Linked DNA regions of Homo sapiens: region 2 is linked to region 1. A link is an interaction called in ENCODE POLR2A ChIA-PET data of the cell type or tissue named here. Cell type or tissue: PC-9. All regions are shown on one strand. Each heading gives the region's core, and the rest is flanking DNA. Links, peaks and the distances in the headings are about the cores only. Region 1 overlaps FBXL20 (F-box and leucine rich repeat protein 20). Region 2 overlaps MED1 (mediator complex subunit 1).

What was found. ChIA-PET counts read pairs that join two places held together with the same protein. Peaks named below come from ENCODE experiments on the same cell type or tissue, not always from the same donor. Only the 100,000 strongest peaks of a DNase experiment are listed, where the experiment ranks them.
Region 2: POLR2A ChIA-PET joins it to region 1 with 10 read pairs; 7 of 35 experiments call an interaction of 5 or more read pairs at or near these places.

The regions. Positions count from the first base shown.
Region 1 is chr17:39,276,516-39,284,515 of GRCh38, forward strand. FBXL20 (F-box and leucine rich repeat protein 20) reads right to left here. Exons shown (of 15, transcript NM_032875.3): 8 at 6,214-6,340; 9 at 4,874-4,948. Among named protein-coding and RNA genes, the nearest start is that of MIR548BC, 17 kb to the right of the region's middle. In PC-9, for the core only: no CTCF peak of the experiment used is centred there; a DNase peak (open chromatin) is centred at 4,686; H3K27ac peaks cover 782 bases.
Region 2 is chr17:39,433,996-39,449,925 of GRCh38, forward strand. It overlaps MED1 (mediator complex subunit 1), which reads right to left. Exons shown (of 17, transcript NM_004774.4): 2 at 13,803-13,909; 3 at 9,555-9,633; 4 at 6,628-6,682; 5 at 6,391-6,523; 6 at 5,170-5,198; 7 at 254-325. Among named protein-coding and RNA genes, the nearest start is that of MED1, 9.3 kb to the right of the region's middle. In PC-9, for the core only: no CTCF peak of the experiment used is centred there; no DNase peak of the experiment used is centred there.

The DNA of each region.
Region 1 (8,000 bases), core at 1-8,000:
AAAATTAGCCAGGCGCAGTGGCGGATGCCTGTAATCCCAGCTACTCGGGAGGCTGAGGCAGGAGAATCACTTGAACCTGGGAGGTGGAGGTTGCAGTGAGCCAAGATTGTGCCACTGCACTCCAGCCTGGGCGACAGCCTCAGCCTCCCAAAGTGCTGGGATTACAGGCGTGGGCCACCACGCCCGGCCCAGGTACAAATATTTCATAAATAATATCTGGTTGTTTTCTAACCAACTGAGTAATTTGTTGCACAATAAGCCACCTCACATCAAAGATGTTATATTTTTAGAAATATTACAAGCACACATGCCTACAGTCCCAGCTACTCAGGAGGCTGAAGTGGAATGATCGCTTTAGCCCAGGAGTTCAAGGTTAGTCTGGGCAACATAATGAGACCACCCCCAACTCCCGTAAACAAAAAAAAGGAAAGTTACACATAAACATCTCAACATGGTGGATACTATCAACTCTTCAATTTGTCCTCCAGATTCACTAATTTTGTGTAGGCCTAAAAATAAAAGCTCTCTTCTTGTCTCTGTTTAATAGTCATGTCCATAAATTACAAGGACAACTGAAAAAACAAAATCCCACAACTTTTAATATCCACTGCTTAAATCATGCTTTCAATATCATGTAGCTGACACAAATATAGATTAAAAAAATTGGATGCTAAGGCAGATACTAATGAGGATCAAGTAATGAGATACTAACACACGTGGAGGCAGCTAAAAAAGTCCCACACAAACATGATGTATTGTCTTTAGACTATGATAGCCGAGATGTAAAGAGGGAAGTAAGAATCAATACACATGCAAATTTAGCAGGCCAAAGATATTTGTGCCACACAATATTAGAAAAGTACCGTAGGGCTGTGCTGCCCTTTCCTTTGTATGTTATAAGAGAGTACTGAGGAAGAAAGATGAGTTAAGTCATACTGTCAGTACTTTAAAAAATTGTAGGCCAGGCACGGTGGCTCGCGTCTGTAATCTCAGCACTTTAGAAGGCTGAGGTGGGCAGATCACTTGAGGTCAGGAGTCTGAGACCAGCCTAACATGGCGAAACCCCGTTTCTACTAAAGATACATAAAATTAGCCAGACATGGTGTCACGTGCCTGTAATCCCAGCTACTGGGGAGGTTGAGGAAGGAGAATCGCTTGAACCCAGGAGGCAGAGGTTGCAGTGAGCCAAGATCATGTCATTGCACTCCAGCTTGGGCAACAAGAGCAAAACTCCGTCTCAAAAAAAAAAAAAAAAAAAAAGTAAAATTTACTAAACTTTTATGTTTTTCAAATCTGTCAAGAAAATGAAAGCATCAAAAATGTACTTTAATCACCTCAATAATTTTGGGCAGAGCATGAAATCTCATGAATGCTGAGAATCATTTTATCACGCTGTAGGGAAGAAATGACTCCTGTACTAAGATTTGGGTGAAGGAAAACAATAAAATACACATAAGATAGAATTGGTTCTTTACGTTCACTGTGATTCCTGCCTGCTGGAAGGATGAAGAAACACCAAACTAAACCCACAAATGTACATATTTATGTCTATATGTGTGTGTATGTAATGTGTATGTATAGAGTGTGTAAATATATGTGCATATATATGTGCTTATACATACAAACACACACACTTGTTTTTTGTTTTGAGACAGAGTCTCGCTCTGCTGCCCAGGCTGGAGTGCAGTGGCGTGCTCTTGGCTCACCGCTACATCTGCCTCCCAGGTTCAAGTGAGTCTCCTGCCTCAGACTCCTGAGTAGCTGGGATTACAGGCACACACCACCACACTTAGATGGTTTTTGTATTTTTAGTAGAGATGGGGTTTCACCATATTGGCCAGGTTGGTCTCGAACTGCTGACCTCAGGTGATTCACCCGCCTTGGCCTCCCAAAGTGCTGGGATTATAGGCACGCGCGTGTGTGCACACATACACACGAAGCTCTCCAGGAATAGTTTTTCTTTGGCATTTTAAGATAATGATTTCATGTTTACAATAACTGTGGTTGATCTCTCAGGAGTAAACATTCCAGTCTTTTTTTTTTTTTTTTTGAGATGGAGTCTGGCTGTGTCGCCCAGGCTGGAGTACAATGGTGCGATCTCAGCTTACTGCAACCTCCACCTCCTGGGTTCAAGCGATTCTCCTGCCTCAGCCTCCCAAATACCTGGGATTACGGGCACACACCACTACGCCCGGGCTAATTTTTGTATTTTTAGTGGAGATGGGTTTCACCATGTTGCAGGCTGGTCTCGATCTCCTGACCTCAAACGATCCACCGTCTCGGCCTCCCAAAGTGTTGGGATTACAGGTGTGAGCCACTGTGCCTGGTCACATTTCAGTCTTAAAAATGAAATCATGGCCGGGTGCAGTGGCTCATGCCTGTAATCCTAGCACTTTGGGAGGCCAAGGCCGGCAGATCACTTGAGGTCAGGAGTTCTAGAGCAGCCTGGCCAACATGGCAAAACCCCATCTCTACCAAAATTAGCCAGGCATGGTGGCACGCCCTGTAATCTCAGCTACTCGGGAAGGTGGGGCAGGAGAATTCCTTGAACCTGGGAGATGGAGGTTGCAGAGAGCCGAGATCGCACCACTGCACTCCAGCCTGGGCGATACAGCGAGACTCCGTCTCTAAATAAATAAATAAATAAAATGAAATTAGGCAAATTCTGATAGTCAGCAACTATAGTAATCGGAATTGTAAGGAAGAGCCCAGGTAGCTCACGCCTGTAATCCCAGCACTTTGCGAGGCTGAGGCAGGCAGATTGCTTGAGCCCAGACATTTGAGACCAGCCTGGCAACATAGGGAGACCCTATCTCTACAAAAAAATTAAAAAATTAGCCAGGTGTGGTGGCACACACCTGTAGTCCAAGCTACTCAGAAGGCTGAGGTGGAAGGATTGCTTGAGCCCTGTAGTTGGAGGTTGCTGTGAGCTGTGATCATGCCACTAATAGTCCAGTCTGAGTGACAGAGTGAGACTTCACCTCAAAAAAAAAAAAAAAGGAACTTATCACTTTTTTCTTTGCCATGAGCAACTCTCACTCCAAGGCAAATACATTTGTAATTTTTAAGGCAAGAGAAAAAAGCTAAAGGTGTACTGTTGGCCAGGCACGTGGCTCACACCTGTATTCCCAGCACTTTGGGAGGCCAAGCCAGGTGGATTGCTTGAGCCCAGGAATTCGAGACCAACCTGGCCAACATGGCAAAACCCCATCTCTACAAAAAAAATACAAAAATTAGCTGAGTGTGGTGGCACATGTCTGTAGTCCCAACTACTAGGGAGGCTGAGGTGGAACAATCACTTGAGCCCGGGAGGTGAAGGTGAGCAAAAATCACACCACCGCATTCCAGCCTGGGTAACACAGCAAGACTCTGTCCCAAAAATTAGGCCATGGCAGTGGCTTACGCCTGTAATCCCAGCACTTTGGGAGGCCGAGGCAGGCAGATCACCTGAGGTCAGGAGTTTGAGACCAGCCTGGTCAACATGGCAAAAACCCATCTCTACTAAAAATACAAAAATTACCAGCCTGGCCAACATAGTGAAACCCCATCCCTACTAAAAATACAAAAAAATCAGCCAGGTGTGGTGACGGGCGCTTGTAATCCCAGCTACTTGGGAGGCTGAGGCAAGAAGAATCGCTTGAACCTGGGAGGCGGAGGTTGCAGTGAGCCGAGATCGTGCCTCTGCACTCCAGCCCAGGCAACAGTGCAAGACTCCGTCTCAAAAAAAAAAAAAAAAAATTAGCCGGGCATGGTGACACACACTTGCAATCCTAGATACTCAGGAGGCAGAGGTAGGAGAATTGTTTGAACCCGGGAAGCAGGGTTGCAGTGAGCCGAGATAGCGTCACTGCACTCTAGCCTGGGCGACACAGTGAGACTCTGTCTCAAAAAAAAAAAAAAAAAAAAAGTAGCTGGGTGTGGCGTGTAATCCCAGCAATGCAGAAGGCTGAGGCAGGAGAATCGCTTGAGCCTAGGAGGTGGAGGTTGGCTGCAGTGAGTGCAGATCTCACCACTACCCTTGAGCCTGGGTGACAGAGTAAGACTTTGCCTCAAAATAAATAAATAAATAAATAAATAACAAAATAAAGATGTACTGTTAACATTCTAGGTGCCTGAATAGTTTCAGCAAATTATCTGAGTAGAATTCAGGGGTTTTGGGGTAGACACAAAAAAGCTGATAGTTTGAACAAGACAAAACGCTAAATATAGATGCTACTTGAAAATAATTTGACGAGTATATATTGCTCATCATCTTATTTATTTTTTTGAGACAAGGTCTCACTCTGTTGCCCGAGCTGGAGTGCTGTGGCATGATTTCAGCTCACTGCACCTCAAGCTCCCAAGCTCAACTGATCTTCCCACCTCAGCCTCCCAAGAAGCTGGGACTACAGGCACACACCACCAAACCCAGCTAATTTTTGCACCTTTTGTAGAGACGGGGTTTTGTCATGTTGCCTAGGCTGGTCTCAAACTCCTGGACTCAAGCAGTCTGCCTGCTTCAGCCTCCCAAAGTGCTGGGATTACAGGCATGAGCCACCGTGCCCAGCTTGACTGCAATTTTAAATACTAAACTTGTGAATCATTTACATTTTAAAAGTAGACAGTTTTTTTAAGTATGTAAGAAAGGGGTGGAGCTACAGTTAGTTCATCTGGAATTCTGCATAAGCTAGCTACCTCCTATCTTATCTATGCCAAGGCCCCTAGGAATGAGTATTGTTAAGCACGTCAAAAGTCATCTGTGTGTTTACTTTGTCACTAGGGTTGTGGTAGAAAAACAATACTGGTCTTGATGACTGAAGCTCTTAAAATAGCTCTTAAAAATTTTAATGAAATGAATTACTAAAACAGAAGAGTTGTGAGAAGGGATGTTTACCAAGCAAGTCTGCAAGTTCAAAGTCACCAGTTCAGGGCAGTGTGCACCTATGTACTTGAGAGCTTCATCTTCTAGCTAGAAAGATTAAAAAGTAAGAAAAAAATGATTATTGACATTGTCTCAAAGGAAAGAGATTTAAGAATGTACACATTCATTCATACATTCTAATACAGCCAACCAAGTTTCGAAGGAACAATGAATCAGAAAATACGCTATGATCATATAACAGTATAATTCTTATTATGATTCTCAGTATTTTTAAAATCAGCTTTGACCACATTCAAATTCACATAATCATCAAATCAAGAACAAAGATGAAGTAAACACTGCCTAGTTTTTATGGGTTTTACTTCTGATAAATTAAATATACCTGACAGCATTTTACTGAGGGCCCATGAAACTAAAATAATTTTCAAACTTCTACACACCCCTTATAAAGTTTTTTATAAACAAACTTTGAGGAAATACAGCCAAGAAAGGAATCCAGTGTTCATCTCCCACTGGAAGATAGGTGCCATGCTTACAGTGCTGAGAACAGATGGTAAGTAACTGATTATAATGATACATTCCAATCAGTATTTTTCAGGATTCCTTAAATAACCAGAAGCTCAAGCTGTTGTTTTAAGGCAGTCATACATCTGAAATTCTCTTTCAAACAATGGAACCCCTCTCATCGTGATAAAAGAATCAGGGCACTTTTAATGGAATCCAAGTTATGGTTTTAGTAACCATTAATAAAATAAAGTAGAGCCTAGCCTTAGTTTGTCAGCCACAATTTAAATCCACTCATTTCTTTCCAGAGGCTAACTAATCAATTCTTTTTTTCACTATAAAACACTGAGATAGTAAAATTTTTAATGACAAAATATGTTGGATTTGTAATGTGACTGGCAGGAAATAAGCATCAATACTATAAAATGCAGGTTGCTGTACACTTGGCATATTTAAGAAACACTGGTGGTTAAAAAACAAGTGGAAATTGCTAAGACTGCCTTCTTTGCCTATCCAGTTCAAAGTATCAGGCAGTGACAACAAGCCAAGTTTTCTTTTCAGCACAAATTAAACTGCATGGAACTCTTCTTGACCATGGTGTATCTTTAATATAATCTTAATTTACACTTTGTCTCCCTCCTCCTCAAGTTTATTTTTGGTCAGATGTTAATTCTTCTCATTCTTTTATCCTAAGGAAAACACTTTAATTTTTGGTAAGCATTTGTCTTTTGTCAATAATACACACAACTAACCTTTCCCTCCAGACAAACATCTTGGGGCTGTCTATAAAGAGCTCATGATTCATTCACGATTCTTCCGAATTTCACGAGCCCTACATGGAGTATTACCTGCGTGCAGCCTTTTAAGAATAAGGCCTTGAGACCCCCACAGCCCCTCACTAGTGCTTGAATGCCATCCTTGGTTACTTGGTCACACCAGGAAATGTTCAACTGCTCCAACAGTGGACATCCCTCACTTAGGATAAAACAAAATAAGAGAAACATATCACTAAATCCAATTCCAAAAACACCAACGTCTCAATTTATTGGCTATTTAGTAAAGGAATGGAAACATTCCCATTTTTTCCCACAAGAAAAAACATATTTACCTAATGTATATTTAGATTTATCGATGTGGTATTCACATGGGACTATACCATTAGCAGGAACATCTAAAATCCAGCTTAACCAACAAACACAAAGCATTATAATGTTTTTCAGATTTATATTCCTTTTGTACTTATCACATATCTCAAAGCTCTCTAGACAAAAAATGGAAATTAAGTGATTTATTCTAGTTTACAGAGTAATTAATAAAGAGCTCTGATTCAAAACGAGATTCTCCATCGAGCAATGCTATTACTGGTTGAGTATCCCTTATCTTAAATGCTTGGTACCAGCAGTGTTTCAGATTTCAGATTTTGCAATATTTGCATTATACTTACATAGCTGAGTATCCCATATCTGAAAATCTGAAGTGCCCCAGTGAGCAGTTCCTTTGAGTGTCACATTGATACTCAAAAAGTTTGGGATTTTGAAGCATTTCAGATTTTCTTTTCTTTCTTTTTTTTTTTGAGACAGGGTCTCGTTCTGTCACCCAGGCTGGAGTGCAGTGGCGCCATCAGGGCTCACTACAGCTGTGACCTCCATGGCTCAACTGATCCTCCCGCCTCAGTCCCTCAAGTAGCACCCAGCTGCATTTTGGATTTTTGAAACGGGGATATTCAACTCACAGTACCAAAGTAGTAATGAAGCCTTTTAAACTTTTATTTTAAAAAATTACAAAGGCCCTGTGTATTTCCTTATCTGAGATGTTTCTAGAGTACCGCTTTTGTAGGCTGAATTTAGGATATCTTATGTCCGATCTCTGCCTTCAAAATACTAGTTTCATTGTTGATTCCATCTACTCTTAATAGTTTAGCTTCATATTTGTATTATGGATGAATTCCAAGTTTTCTATAATATTCTTCAGAAAAACACTCCATAAATTGTTTGAAATATTCCTGCCTGCAGAAAAGATCCAGAAGATAAAGCCATGATATCAAGTTCATTCTCCAATATTAATAGTTTAACTTCAGGCAAATGACTTTAGGAAGCCTGTCTGAACCTCTCTTAGTCCAAGATTAGCCCCATAGCTCTCTGTTTTCCCAAAACTGATGTACTCATTCCTACCATAGCATTTATTCCACAATAACAGTTGACTGTGAGCAACTTAAGGGCAGCAATATCTTACTCGGTTACATCTCATGGTTGCATCACAGTACCTGGCAGTCAACAGCTTTCTAGATTTTCTTAGCTGTAAAATGACCATCCACTCTACTTCACAAAGCTTTTAAATAAATAAGATCATTTATGTGAAAATATTTTATAAATGATAAAAGTTGTTATATTATCAAGTTTATTAGCCTACACAGCAAACCGTCTTAGGTACATGTGTTCAATATTCACAAAGAAGGTCTAAAAGGAGCCACATTTTAGATTATTTATACTCTACTTAACTAAATTTGTATTTTTTTCTTGAGATGAGGTCTCGTTCTGTTGCCCAGCCTGGAGTGCAGTGGCACGATTACAGCTCACTGCAGCCTCAACCTGCTGGGCTCAAGTGATCCTCCTGCTTCAGTCCCCTGAGCAGCTGG
Region 2 (15,930 bases), core at 4,116-12,115, 160 kb after region 1:
GCCTAGAAATTGGAATGTTGGACATCTCAAAGATTATATTCTGTCTTCCAGCATTATGATCGATTAATGCAGGTGCTGCCTATTGAAGATATCTTTGAAAGGCCCAATGTTGGAAGCTGAGCTACAGATTGCAGTATAAGTAGAAACTAGGAGTGACAAACAGCAGAAGAGGTGGCAAATTTCTAGGCATAAGGTGGCTTATAGATTTATACTGATTTTTACAAACAAAAGCAAAAATATTAAAAATACTTACTTGTCCCCTGGAAGGTTATACAGATTAACAAGGCCCTTAAGGTGCTTAGAAAATTCATCAAAATTTTTTTCCCTATAAGGAGTTCAGGGAAGAGGGGAAAGAGAGGAAAATAAAACATAAAATTACTACTCAATCTTACAACAAAGTGCCAAAAATCACAGCTATATAAAACTGATTTTAATAATCAGCTTTAACCATTTTCCTCAAAAGTTTTCTAGCATCAATGTAAAGCAGCAAAAGAAAAGAAAATATTTTCCTTTGTCTCCCTCCTCCATTTTTTCTGGAGAAGGTGCTAATAAGCAGTGTGAAAGTTAAAAGGAAGGTGGGCAAAATCTCTTTACCAGGTGTTTTATTAGCTCCCAAGCAATGAAACCTGATTTAAATCAATCATTAACAACTTTCCTTTCTTTTCCCTTTTTATTAATTTTTTTGTAGAGACGGGGTTTCCCGATGTTGCCCAGGCCAGACTCTAACTCCAGGACTTCAGCAATGCTCTCACTTCAACCTCTCACCTTCAACAACAGGTGTGCACCACCACACCCAGCTCCTTTCCTCCAAATATGTAACTGAATTTGGATGTCAACAAAAATAAAACTTTTGATTGCAGAGATAATAAGAAGAAAATAAATTAGGAAGGGCCAGGCACAGTCCTCGCGCCTGTAATCCCAGCACTTTGGGAGGCCAAGGTGGGTGGATCATGAGGTTAGGAGATCGAGACCATCCTGGCTAGCATGGTGAAACCCCATCTCTATTAAAAATACAAAAAAAAATTAGCCGAGTGTGGTGGCGGGCACCTGTAGTCCCAGCTACTCAGGAGGCTGAGGCAGGAGAACAGCATGAACCAAGAAGGCGGAGCTTGCAGTGAGCCGAGATCGCGCCACTGCACTCCAGCCTGGGCAACAGAGCAAGACTGTGTGTCAAAAAAAGAAAATAAATTGGGAAGACACAACACTTGTGGGTATACAGCAACATGAGAGCAAAGATGAGAGGGAAAACAAATACTAGGACAGAGATGGAGACCCAGAGAAAAGGTAGTGGGTACTCTCGAGGCAAAATACCCATTAGAAAATATTGCTACGACCAGATCTACCCTAGAAAACATAAACTACTACCGTGACCTCTGGCTTTCTAGGACCCAATATTCAGGCTTCGATTGTCGGACAAATGGGCTTTTGTGGATAGGTTTAGGAATCCAATACATCTCCACAATTCTAACTCTTGATATCTTTTTTCAAACTTGAAAAAAAAAGCTCTCTGGAAAGCTAAACTGCCATGACAATGTCAGACACTTGAGCAGACATTCTGTGAGCATTTACTGAGCACTTACAGTCAACAGTGCTATTAAGACAGCAAAAAGAAACGAGTAGCAGCAAAATATATTCTTTAACTTAATATTACCATCTATACTAAATGGTAATATCAGGTAAAAGTCAACATTATTTCTTTTTTTCTCCTTTTCTTTTTTGAGACAGAGTCTCACTCTGTCGTCCAGGCTGGAGTCCGATGGCGATGGCACGATCTCAGCTCACTACAACTTCCACCTCCTGAGTTCACGCAATTCTCCAGCCTCAGCCTCCTGTGTAGCTGGAATTACAGACGAGCACCACCACACCCGGCTAATTTTTTGTATTTTTAGTAGACATAAGGTTTCACCATGCCTGGATACTACAAAAATTAGCCGGGCATAATGGCAGGTACCCATAATCCCAGCTACTCAGGAGGCTAAGGCAGGAAAATCGCTTGAACCCGGGAGGGGGAGGTTGCAGTGAGCCGAGATTGCGCCACTGTACTCCAGCCTGAGCAACAGAGTGACACACCATCTCGAAAAAAAAGGCCGGGTGCGGTGGCTCACACCTGTAATCCCAGCACTTTGGGAGGCCGAGGCGGGCAGATCACGAGGTCAGGAGATCGAAACCATCCTGGCTAACACGATGAAACCTCGTCTCTACTAAAAATACAAAAATTATCCGGGCATGGTGGCAGGTGCCTGTAGTCCCAGCTACTCGGGAGGCTGAGGCAGGAGAATGGCATGAACCCAGGAGGCGGAGCTTGCAGTGAGCAGAGAGCACACCACTGCACTCCAGCCTGGGCGACAGAGCAAGACTCCAACTCAAAAAAAAGAAAAAAAAAAAAAAAAAAGCTTTTGCACACACACATACACAACTTATTTCCTCAATGTGAACACTCTAAGACATCCTCATGTGGTGCCTGAGAACTTCGCAATGCTCAAAACAAAGTGTATGTAATAACTTCCTTAAATTCCCCAAAAGTCTTAACTCTGAGTTTAAATTTAAGTACAGAAATTTCCACTCAATTAAAAGAAAAGTGAAAAAATCCACTATCTGCTAAAAGCGACTGTCTTCAAGCCTAGCACTTTTACTGTAACACACATGTACCTTCTAAATGAAACAATTTTTCCCAAAATCAAAGCGAAAAAGTTATTTTCATGGTATCATACTCAATTATCAAGCCTTCACTGATTCAATGATTACCTTCTATTTATTTTGTTCCACACATAATTCTTTATTATTTTTTTTTTTGAGACAGTCTCACTCCGTCACCCAGGCTGGAATGCAGTGATGTGATCCCAGCTCACTGCAACCTCCACCTCCCAGGCTCAAGCCATCTTGTGCCTCAGCCTCCTGAGTAGCTGGGATTACACGTGTGAGCCACTATGCTCAGCTACTTTTTTTTTTTTTTTGAGACAGAGTTTTGTTCTTGTTGCCCAGGCTGGACTGTAATGGCATGATCTTGGCTCACCACAACCTCTGCCTCCCGGGTTCAAGCGATTCTCTTGCCTCAGCCTCCCAAGTAGCTGAGATTACAAGCATGTGCCACCACGCACGGCTAATTTTGTATTTTTAGTAGAGACGGGGTTTCTCCGTGTTGGTCAGGCTGGTCTCGAACTCCTGACTTCAGGTGATCCGCCTGCCTCGGCTTCCCAAAGTGCTGGGATTACAGGCATGAGCCATCGCGCCTGGCCTCACATTCAGCAATTTTTGTATTTTTTGTAGAGACAGGGTTTCGCCAGGCTGGCTAGGCTGGTCTTGAACTCTTGGCCTCAAGTGATCTGCTCACTTCGACCTCCCAAATTGTTGGGATTATAGGCATGAGCCACCGCCCCCAGCTATATGAAATTCCTAAACCTAGATCACCAATTCCCAACCAGGGGTGATTTTGTGCCCCAGGGGACATGGTTGTAACAACTAAGGAGATACTACTAGCAACTAATGAAGAGGCCAGGGATGCTATTAAACATAATAGAATGCACCAGGCCACCCGGGAGCAAAGAATTTTCCAATCCAAATTGTCATTAGTACCAAGTTTAAGAGACCCTGGGATATCTTTCTGTTGGGAATCTGAATCAAAATAAGAAAAAAAAAATTAAAACTTAAAAAAACAGGGGCCGGGCACAGTGGCTCATGCCTATAATCCCAGCACTTTGGGAGGCCAAGGCAGGAGGATCACCTGAGGTCAGGAGTTTGAGATCAGCCTGGGCAACACGGTGAAACCCCGTCTCTACTGAAAATACAAAATTAGCAGGGCGTGGTAGCACATGCCTGTAATCCCAGCTACTCGGGAGGCTGAGGCAGGAGAATCACTTGAACCCAGGAGGCAGAGGATGCGGTGAGCCAAGATCACACCATTGCACTCCAGCCTGGGCAACAAAAGTAAATCTCCGTCTCACCAAAAAAATAAAAATAAAAATAAAAAAACAGAAAAGGGGCCAGGTGCTCAGTGAGCCGAGACCGCACCATTATACTCCAGACTAGGTAACAAGAACAAAACTCCGTCTCAAAAAAAAACAGAAAAGAAAAGAAAAGGGTCCAGCATGGTGGCTCACAACTGTAATCCCAGCACTTTGGGAGATGTGAGGTCAGGAGTTCAAGATCAGCCTGGCCCACATGGCGAAACCTCGTCTCTATTTTTTTTTTTTTTCTGAGATGGAGTCTTGCTCTGTCACCCAGGCTGGAGTGCAGTGGCACGATCTCAGCACACTACAACCTCCGCCTCCTGGGTTCAAGCAATTTTCTGCCTCAGCCTCCCGAGTAGCTGGGATTACAGGTACCCACCACCATGCCTGGCTAATTTTTTTTTTTTTTTTTTTTTTTTGAGACGGCGTCTTGCTCTGTCGCCCAGGCTGGAGTGCAGTGGCGAGATCTCAGCTTACTGCAAGCTCCGCTCCCAGGTTCACGCCATTCTCCTGCCTCAGCCTCCCTAGTAGCTGGAACCACAGATGCCTGCCACCACACCCAGTTAATTTTTTGTATTTTTTCTTTTTTTAGTAGAGATGGGGTTTCACCGTGTTAGCCAGGATGGTCTTGATCTCCTGACCTCATGATCCACCCGCCTCAGCCTCCCAAAGTCCTGGGATTACAGGTGTCAGCCTAAATTTTATATTTTTAATAGAGATGGGGTTTCACCATCTTGGCCAGTCTGGTCTTGAACTCCTGACCTCATGGATCCACCTGCCTCAGCCTCCCAAAGTGCTGGGATTACAGGCGTGAGCCACCGCACCCAGCCACCTAGTCTCTATTAAAAATACAAAAATTAGCTGGGCATGGTGGCACACACATGCAGTCCCAGCCGCTCTGGAGGCTGAGGCAGGAAAATCGCTTGAACCCAGGAGGCAGAGGTTGCAGTGAGCTGAGATCGCGCCACTGCACTCCAGCCTGGGCAATAGAGCAAGACTCCATCTCAAAACAAAAACGAAAACAAAAAAACCCTGGGATAGAGTAGGGTGAAAAGCTATGCTATGTCAATTCAGGACGTGATTAAGTATAGACTCTTAAAAATCTTTGCCCAAGAAAATAAACTTGTTCCTGAGGAGAATAACTTCTGACCAGTCTTAAAAGCCAGCTGTAAAGAACAGCACTGTCTGTCAATATCAAGGAATATAAATCGTATTTGCTCACCTTAGCTGCTGTACAAGCTCCGGACAGCTCTGAAATCAAAGAAAATTATGTTAAAACATTAAAACTACTTTAGCAACTTTGAAGATATCAAAAGCCTTTCTCTTTTTCTATAGCACATGTTTTACAACAAAACCATTAAAACTACAGATGGTCCTCATATTAAAATATTAAAAAGCATCTTCTTCCTACTTGGTGAACCACAGGATTAGGGTGAGAAATTTAAAGTCAAAGCATATGAAATAGTTTTTAAAAGAATCTACTTTCAGTAGCTTGTTTAAAACATTAGGAACTCTAATGCCATACATGGAATTCATATCAAATTATCTGGTTACACAGATTTTACATTCATCTCTATTACATAATTTTTCAGATCATCTGTTCTTGATTATAATCTCTTTGAAGGTAGTAACCCTGAGTCATTTATTTCTGTATCCCCAGCACCTATTGTTCAATCGTGGCTCATGTTTGTTGATATGAAATGAAAAGGGTTCCTGCCGGTGCAGTGGCTTATGCCTGTAATCCCAACACTTTGGGAGGCTGAGGCAGGTGGATCACTTGAGGTCAGGAGCTGGAGACCAGCCTGGCCAACATAGGGAAACCCCGTCTCTACTAAAAATACAAAAATTAGCCAGGCATGGTGGCACACACCTGTAATCCCAGCTACTTGGGAGGCTGAGGCAGGAGAATTGCTTGAATCCAGGAGGCAGAGATTACAGTGAGCCAAGATCATGCCACTGCACTCCAGGCGACAGAACGAGACTCTGTCCCAGGGAAAAAAAAAAAGAAAAAGAAGGAAAGAAGGAAAGAAAGAAAGAAAGAAAGAAGGAAGGAAGGAAGGAAGGAAGGAAGGAAGGAAAGAAAGAAAGAAAGAGAGAAAGAGAAAGAAAGAAAAGAAAGAAAAGAAAAAGAAAGCAAGCAAGCAAGCAAGAAAGAAAGAAAGAAAAAAGAAAGAAAAGAAAGAAAGGAAGGAAGGAAGGAAGGAAAGGGAAAAGGGTTCCTATGGTGTTTCCACTTGTTAAAGCCTTTGGATGATGTCAGAGATGGGACCCATATTTTCTAAATCCCATTCTATAGCTGTTGATTTTGTAGCCCATCACATCATCTCTACAGTGGCTCATGGAAAAACCTAAACCCAAGCTATTTAAACCCCAACAATTAATTTTAAAATTAATGTCCCTAAGTAAACCCCACAGATTCCAGTGAAATATCAACAACACATACCACAGGATTCTCCCCATGGTGAGCCACTTTTACATCACAAAGCTGTCCTGCAGGATCTAACTGCACTTCCACATAGAACATATCTGACGTGATGTAACATTCAGTGCCACTGGCACTGAGATGAGAGCCCAGTCTAGCAGGAACAAATCAAAACAAAAATTAATAGAAGACACATAAATAAAGCCACCCAAAGTTAACACTAAGTTAAACATTTCTGCCTACAGAAAGACTACTTACCCATTCTGTCTTGCTATGGACTCCAAACGATCAGTCATTGCTGGTAAAGATGTTACTATAAAAGGATGAAAAAAGGAGTCACAAAGAATGCTCCAAATGACTTAAATGATATTCTTTTAAGACAGAAAGATTCATCCTTCCAAAACCGTAAACATATTCAGTAGTTCAAATGCTTGTAATTTACATAAAGTTCACTGATTAGGGTTAGCTGTGGCCTATGCAGTACTAAAGGTCAAAAAAAAAAGATCTATTTGAAAAATTACCGAACCTTTCTCCTCTCCTGTTTTCATTACTCCTTATGTGGGACAAACTGCCTTTAACTTAAGACACATTTATCTGCTAATGATAGAATAAGGAAGATTAACATTAAAACTAACATTAAAAAAAACTCAACATTAACAACACCATTAATCACAACAGTCAAAAGGTTAAAACAATCCAAGTGTCCACTAGCAGATGAATGGATAAATGAAATGTATATACATAAAGAGGAGTATTTTTCAACCTTAAAAAAGAAAGAAATTCTAATAAATGCTTCAAAATAGATGAACCTTGAAGACATTACGTTTAGTGAAATAAGCCAGTCACAAAAGGACAAATATATGATTCCACTTATATCAGGTATACAGAGTAGTCAAATTCATAAAGACAGGAAGCAGAATGGTGGCTGCCAGGGACTGGGGGAAGGCGGGAATGGGACATTACAGAATGTAAGCTTGGGAAGATGAGTGAAGTTTTACAGATGGACAGTGGTGATGATTATACAATAATATGAATGTACTTAACGCTACTGAACTATACACTTAGAAACAAAGAAAATGGTAAATTTTGTTACCTATATTTTACCACAATTAAAACAGAAAAAAAGGCCTCGTGCGGTGGCTGACGCCTGTAATCCTAACACTTTCGGAGACCGAGGCATGCGGATCACAAGGTCAGGGGTTCAAGACCAGCCTGACCAACGTGGTGAAACCCTGTCTCTAATAAAAATACAAAAATTAGCCAGGTGTGGTGGTGCGCGCCTATAATCCCACCCTCTCGGGAGGCTGAGGCAAGAGAATCTCTTGAACCCGGTGGGGGCGCAGTGGTTGCAGTGAGCAGAGATCGTGCCACTGCACTCCAGCCTGGGTGACACAGCGACACTCTGTCTCAAAGAAAAAGAAAACAAAAAAAGGTAAAGAAGATAATACTCAGCTGAGACTGGGCAAAGTGGCTCACGCCTGTAATCCCAACACTTTGGGAGGCCAAGGCAGGCAGATCACCTGAGGTCAGGAGTCCAAGACCACCCTGGCCAACATGGTGAAACCCCATCTCTACTAAAAATCCAAAAATTAGCTGAGCATGGTAATGGGCGCCTGTAATCCCAGTTACTCAGGAGGCTGAGGCAGAACAATCACTTGAATCCGGGAAACGGAGGTTGCAGTGAGCAGAGATCGTGCCACTGCACTCCAGCCTGGACGACAGAGTGAGACACTGTCTCCAGAAAAAAAAAAAAAAACCCTCAGCTGAATTAGGTTCATTTCTGGTGGATCACAGTAAAATCTGTTTTTACTTTCATTATTCCCCAAAAATAGAATTAGTCATTATAAGCATGAATAATCAAGCTCATGACTTATATTTTACATTTGCTTTCCTGGAAATTTGCTCCATAAACACCGTAAAAATCTTTTTAGAGTTAAAATGTCCATCTTCTGGACAGGCATGGTAGCTCACGCCTGTAATCCCAGCAATTTGGGAGGCCGAGGCGGGTGGATCACGAGGTCAGGAGATCTATACTATCCTGGCTAACACGGTGAAACCCCATCTCTACTAAAAATACAAAACATTAGCCAGGCGTGGTGGGACGCGCCTGTAGTCCCAGCTGCTTGGGAGGCTGAGCCAGGAGAATCGCTTGAACCCAGGAGGTGGAGGTTGCAGTGAGCCAAGATTGTGCCACTGCACTCCAGCCTGGGTGACAGAGTGAGACACCGTCTCGGAAAAAAAAAAAAAAAAAAAAAAACTTCGCGAGTTGCTGTGGCTCGCGCCTGTGATCCCAGAACTTTGGGAGGCCAAGGTGGGCAGATCACCTGAGGTCAAGAGATCGAGACCAGCCTGACCAACATGGAAAACCCTGTCTCTACTAAAAATATAAAATTACCCGGGCATGGTGGCACATGCCTGTAATCCCAGCTACTTGGGAGGCTGAGGCAGGAGAATCGCTTGAACCCAGGAGGCAGAGGTTGTGGTGAGCCGAGATTCCACCACTGCACTCCAGCCAGAGCAACAAGAGTGAAACTCCATCTCAAAAAAAAAAAAAAAAAAAAAAAAAGTCCATCTTCTTATCGAGATTAATCAGAAATAAATGTGAAGGGAAAAAAAACTTTTCCCAGGTATCTTTTTTTTTTTTTTTTTTTTTTTTGAGACAAGTCTTGCCCTGTTGCCCAGGCTGGAGTGTAATGGCGTGATTTTGGCTCACTGCAACCTCCGCCTCCCCAGGTCACACTGTTCTCCTGCCTCAGCCTCCCGAGAAGCTGGGATTATAGGTGCCCGCCACCACGTCCAGCTAATTTTTGTATTTTTAGTAGAGACAGGGTTTCACCATGTTGGCCAGGCTGGTCTCAAACTCCTGACCTTGTGATCCGCCCACCTCAGCCTCCCAAAGTGCTGGGATTACAGGAGCGAGCCACCGCACCCAGCCTCCCCAGGTATCTTATATTACCCTTCATCATTTATCTTTTAAATCTCTATCAGCCTCCAAAACAGGATCAAAAATAAATGTTTCAAACTTTAGCAAAAAGATCATTCCAACTCCATAAATGAATGCAAGAGCAATATCTAATACATAAAGTTGACCTACCTCAATTTTTTACTTCTAGTTTAAGTATAAAATGGTCCTTCTTGAACTGGGGGTTTTGTGAAATCAGCATATTTCAAAAGTGTTCACAAACCTTTGAGAGCCTTCTGCAATGTCTCCAAACAGCTGACCAAATGTTGATGCCCTCCAGAACTCATCACAACCCTCTTCTCCTGTGTCAAGTGGGAAAACATTTGAGGTGAAAATTAACCAGGCCAACAGTGTTTTAGGTAAACATACACATTATCCTAGTAGTAATATTGCAGGACAGTCTATAGACTCAATATAGTCTATAGATTTTGTAGACTATATAGAGTAACACTGGTCTACAAGTGTTACTCTGTCCATCCATGCAAAATCCATATATATGAGTGTAGAAAAAGGTATTCCTCAGCCAGGCACGTGGCTCATGCCTGTAATTCTAGCACACTGAGAGGCCAAAGCTGAATAATCACTTGAGTCCAGGAGTTCGAGACCAGCCAAGGCAAGATAGAGAGATCCTGTTTCTATTTAGTCAAAAACAAAAAAGAAAACGTTGTATTTCCACATCTAAAACAAAAAAACCTTTAGAGAAATATTAGGAAGAATCAAAATGTAATACATGAGATCTGCCGCCTGTGGAAGTGACCACATGCTAAGATATAAACAGTTAAATAAGATGGCTCAGGAGATTTGGTAGTGTACAAATTTAACAAGGTGATTTGCATGTAATCTGAGAAACACAACCAAATTTTAAGAAAATGAGATTGACTCTAAAAAACAGAACATATAGGCTGGGTGCGGTGGCTCACACCTGTAATCCCAGCACTTTGGGAGGTCAAGGCGGGTGGATCACGAGGTCAAGAGACTGAGACCATCCTGGCCAAAATGGTGAAACCCCGTCTCTACTAAAAATACAAAAATTATCTGGGCGTGGTGGTGCACGCCTATAGTCCCAGCTACTCAGCAGGCTGAGGCAGGAGAATCACTTGAACCCAGGAGGCGGAGGTTGCAGTGAGCCGAGATCACACCACTGCACTCCAGCCTGGCGACAGAGAGAGACTCTGTCTCAAAAAAAAAAAGAAAAAGAAAAGAAACAGAACATGTAGTCCAGAAAAGGGACTTCCAAAGAACAAAAACTTAGCCTAGTTTGAGGCCGGTTGCAGTGGCTCACGCCTGTAATCCCAGCACTTTGGGAGGCCAAGGCGAGCAGATCATGAGGTCAGGAGTTCGAGACCAGCCTGGCCAACATAGTGAAACCCCATCTCTACTAAAAATACAAAAATTAGCCAGGTGTGGTGGTACGCGCCTGTAGTCCCAGCTACTCAGGAGGCTGAGGCAGGAGAATCGCTTGACCCGGGGATGCAGAGGTTGCAGTGAGCCAAGACCACACCATTGCACTCCAACCTTGGTGACAGAGTGAGACTCCATCTCAAACAAAACAAAACAAACAAACAAACAAAAAAAAACTTAGCCTAGTTTTCCTAACCCTATCCAGTGAAGAAGTTTCTCTCTGAAAAACATTCCAGTCCCTAAAAACGTGAACAGTTTTCTGGTATAAGGATAGTTTTCCAGGCTTTTCCATGTTGCAAATAAATCTATCTCACTGCTCTAATTCTCCCTTACAAAACAAAGTAATTTATTAATAATCTGAAATCTCTTGATTCTTGACAGGAGAAGAGGTGCTCTGGTCAATGAATACCAGTATTATGAAAACTGGAAAACTAAATGTTTTGTCATAAATTAATAAATAAGCATACAGTATGTCAGTTGTTGAAAACTCTTTTTTTTTTTTTGAGATGGAGTCTCGCTCCGATGCCCAGACTGGAGTGCAGTAGCATGATCTTGGCTCACTGCAACCTCCACCTCCCGGGTTCAAGCGGTTCTGCTGTCTCAGCCTCCCGAGTAGCTGGGACTACAGGCGCCTGCCACTATGCCCAGCTAATTTTGTCTTTTTAGTAGAGACAGGGTTTTACCTTGTTGGTCAGCCTGGTCTCGAACTCCTGACCTCAGGTGATCGACCCGCCTCAGCCTCCCAAAGTGCTGGGATTACAGATGTGAACCACCACGCCCAGCCATGAAAACTCTATAAAATCTTGATGTACCAATAAAATTAGGTTTCTGAATCTGCAAAACTGAAAAGTAGACAAGCAAAGTCATGGTGACCAAACCAAGAGAGTGGTACCCAAAGAGAGGGCCTTATTAGCCACCTGGAATCCTTCTATCTCACAATGTCTCTCTAATGACAGTATCATTTACAGAACATATTTCAAGCTAGAATTTGGTTGCCTTAAGGAATAAAAATGACAACCTGGGCCAGGCACAGGGGCTCACACCCGTAATCACAGCACTTTGGGAGGCTGAGGCAGGTGGATCACAAGGTCAGGAGTTCAAGACCAGCCTGGCTAACATGGTGAAACCCCATCTCTACTAAAAATACAAAAATTAACTGGGCATGGTGGCGGATGCCTGTAATACCAGCTACTCAGGAGGCTGGGGCAGGAGAATCGCTTGAACCCAGGAGGCGGAGGATGCAGTGAGCCAAGATCCCACCACTGCACTCCAGCCTAGGTGACAGACAGAGATTCCATCTTTAAAAAAAAAAAAAAAAAATGAATCCGCCAGGCACGGTGGCTCACACTGTAATCCTAACACTTTGGGAGGCCAAAGTGGGTGGATCACTTGAGCCCACAAGTTTGAGACCAGCCTGAGCCACAGAGTAAAAACCTATTTCTGGCTAAGCGCAGTGGCTACGCCTGTAATCCCAGCACTTTGAGAGGCCGAGACGGGTGGATCACGAGGTCAGGAGATCGAGACCATCCTGGCTAACACGGTGAAACCCCGTCTCTACTAAAAATACAAAAAGTTAGCCGGGAATAGTGGCAGGGGCCTGTAGTCCCAGCTACTCGGGAGGCTGAGGCAGGAGAACGGCATGAACCCGGGAGGCAAAGCTTGCAGTGAGCCGAGATCGCACCACTGCACTCCAGCCTGGGTGACAAAGCGACACTCCATCTCAAAAAAAAAAAAAAAAAAACGATTTCTACAAAAAATATAAAAAACTAGCTGGGCAGCCGGGCACAGTGGCTCACGCCTGTAATCCCAGCACTTTGGGAGGCAGATCACGAGGTCAGGAGATGGAGACCATCCTGACCAACATGGTGAAACCCCATCTCTACTAAAATACAAAAAATTAGCCAGGCGTGGTGGCGTGTGCCTGTAGTCCCGGCTACTCGGGAGGCTGACGCAGGGGAATCTCTTGAACCTAAGAGGCAGAGGTTGCAGTGAGCCGAGATCGCACCATTGCACTCCAGCCTGGCCACAGAGCAAGACTCCATCTCAAAGAAAAAAAAAAAAAAACTAGCTGGACATGGTTACATGCACCTGTTGTTCCAGATACTAGGAGGCTGAGGTGGGAGAACCACCTGAGCCTGGGAAGTTGAAGCTGCAGTGAGCCATGATCGCGCCACTGCACTTGAGCCTGGATGATAAGACCTGGTCTCAAAAAAAAGAATGAATCAAAAATTCTACTAGTACAGGCTGGGCATACCTAATCTGAAAATCAAAAATCTGAAATGCTCCCAAATCCAAAACCTTTTTAGCATTCCCAATGATGCCACCAAGGATTTCACACCTGACCTCACATAACAGGGTCATAGTCAAAATGCAGTCAAAACGGCTGGACGCGGTGGCTCACGCCTGTAATCCCAGCACTTTGGGAGGCGAAGGCAGGTGGATCACCTGAGGTCTGGAGGTCAAGACCAGCCTGACCAACATGGAGAAACCCCGTCTCTACAAATAATATAAAAATTAGCTGGGCGTGGTGGCGCATGCCTGTAATCCCAGCTATTCGGGAGGCTGAGGCAGAAGAATCACTTGAACCTGGGAGGCAGAGGTTGCAGTGAGCCGAGATCGGGCTATTACAACCCAGCCTGGGCAACAAGAGTGAAACTCCGTCTCAATAAAAAAAAAAAACAAAAAAAAACTTAGTTTCACACACAAAAGTATTAAATATATTATTAAATATGTTGTATAAAATTACCTTCAGGCTATATCTATAAGGTGTTTATGAAACATAAATAAATTATGTGTTTAGACTTGGGTCCCATCCCCAAGATATCTCATTATATATTTGCAAATATTCCAAAATCCAAAACAATCCAAAATCTAAAACACTTCCGGTCCCAAGCATTTCATATAAGGGATATTCAACCTGTAGTATAGATACAATAGACTCCTAAAGTTGAAACCACCATGTATTCAGATGTTTTATGAAGATAGTATGAACACATCTACATGGGGAGCTTAGCGTATTAAGAATAATTATCTAAGCAAAACACTTTACCCACTTCACCACAATCCTTACCATGACTTGACGCACAAGCTTAATGGTTTCACTCCAGGGTCTATTTTGGTTAAATTTTGCATGGAGCCGTTCCAGGAGAGAACTCATCTTACTCAGCTTTTCTGACTCTATGATTTAAATCAGAAAACGTTATCAGTAACTGTTCTATCAAGACCATCCACAGTTTTCCTTGCAAAATAAATTCCCACACTTCATCACAGTAAGAATTCAGTTAAAATATTTTCCAAAATCATTTTACTTCAAAACATCCAAAGAAGACATTTTTAATGGCAAGATGACACACAAGTTATGGGTCTGATGTAAGGAATACCATACCACTGGACTGTTATCTATCCACCTTTTTTTTTTTTTTTTTAAAGACTAAGTTTCACTCTTGATGACCAGGCTGGAGTGTCAAACCCTGTCTCTACCGAAAATACAAAATTAGCCAGATGTGGTGGTGCATGCCTGTAATCCCAGCTACTTGGGAGGCTAAGGGAGGAGAATTGCTTGAATCCAGGAGGCAGAGGTTGCAGTGAGCCGAGATCACACTATTGCACTCCAGCATGGGCAACAGAGCGAAACACTGTCTCAAAAAAAAAAAGAAAGAAAAAAATTAGCCAAGCCTCCTGGCATGTGCCTGTAGTCAGTCCCCAGCTACTCTGGAGGCTGAGGCAGAAGGATCACCTCAGCCTGGGAGGTCGAAGCTTCAGTGATGAGCCTTGATCACACCACTTACTCCATCCTAGGCAACAGAGGGAGACATTGTGTCAAAAAAAAAAAAAAAAAAGTTATTGAACTGGGCTAGAGAGGAAAATTTAAAAAAAAGAAAAAAAATAAATGAAAATGCTGGCTGGGCGGAGTGGCTCACGCCTGTAATCCCAGCACTTTGGGAGGCCAAGGCGGGTGGATCACCTGAGGTTGGGAATTCGAGACCAGCCTGACCAACACGGAGAAACCCCATCTCTACTAAAAATACAAAATTAGCCGGGCTTGGTGGTACATGCCTGTAATCCCAGCTACTCGGAAGGCTGAGGCAGGAGAATCACTTGAACCCAGGAGGCGGAGGTTGCAGTGAGCCCAGATTGCGCCACTGCACTCCAACCTGGGCAACAAGAGCAAAACTCTGTCTCAAATAAATAAATAAATAAATGAAAATGCTAAAAAGACAGCAATGAACAAACTAGACAAAAACTCCTACTTCATGAAGTTTCCATTTTTACACTTGTTGTCTCCTTGCACCCAAGGAGTACATCTTTCTTTTCTTTTTTTTTTTTAAGACAGAGTATCACTCTGTAGCCCCAGCTTGAGTGCACTGGCACAATCAAGGCCTATTGCAGCCTCAACCTCCCATGCTCCAGGATCAAGTGATCCTCCCAGCTCAGCCTTCAGAGTAGCTGAGACTATAGCTAATTTTCCCTTGAAACAGGGTCTCGCTCTGTCGCCCAGGTTACAGTGCAGTGGCATGATTCTGGCTCACTGGAGCCTTGACCTACAGGATTCAGGTAATCCTCCCACCTCAGCCTCCCAAGTAGCTGGGACTACTGGCTTGTGCCACCATGCCTAGCTAATTTTTGTATCTGTTGTAGAGACAGGCTTTTGCCAGGTTGTCTAGGCTGGTCTCCAACTTGTGGGCTCAAGTGATTCGCCCGCTTCGGCCTCCCAAGGTGCTGGGATTACAGCCTTGAGCCACTACCTGGAGCTAATTTTTTATTTTATTTATTTTCAATTTTTTTTCTTTTTTTTTTTTTTTGAGACGGAGTTTTGCTCTTGTTGCCCAGACTGGAGTCCAGTGGCACTATCTTGGCTCACTGCAACCTCCACCTCCCGGGTTTGGGTGATTCTCCTGCCTCAGCCTACCAAGTAGCTGGGATTGCAGGCATGCCACTGTGCCTGGCTAATTTTGTATTTTTAGTAGAGAAAGGGTTTCACCATGTTAGCCAGTCTGGTCTTGAACTCCTAACCTCAGGTGATCCGCCCACCTCAGCCTCCCAAAGTGCTGGGATTACAGGAGTGAGCCACCACACCCGGCCTTTTTTTTTTTTTTTTTTTTTTGAGACGAAGTTTCGCTCTTGTAGCCCAGGTAGGAATGCAATGGCGCAGTCTTGGCTCACCACAACCTCCACCTCCTGGGTTGAAGCAATCCTCC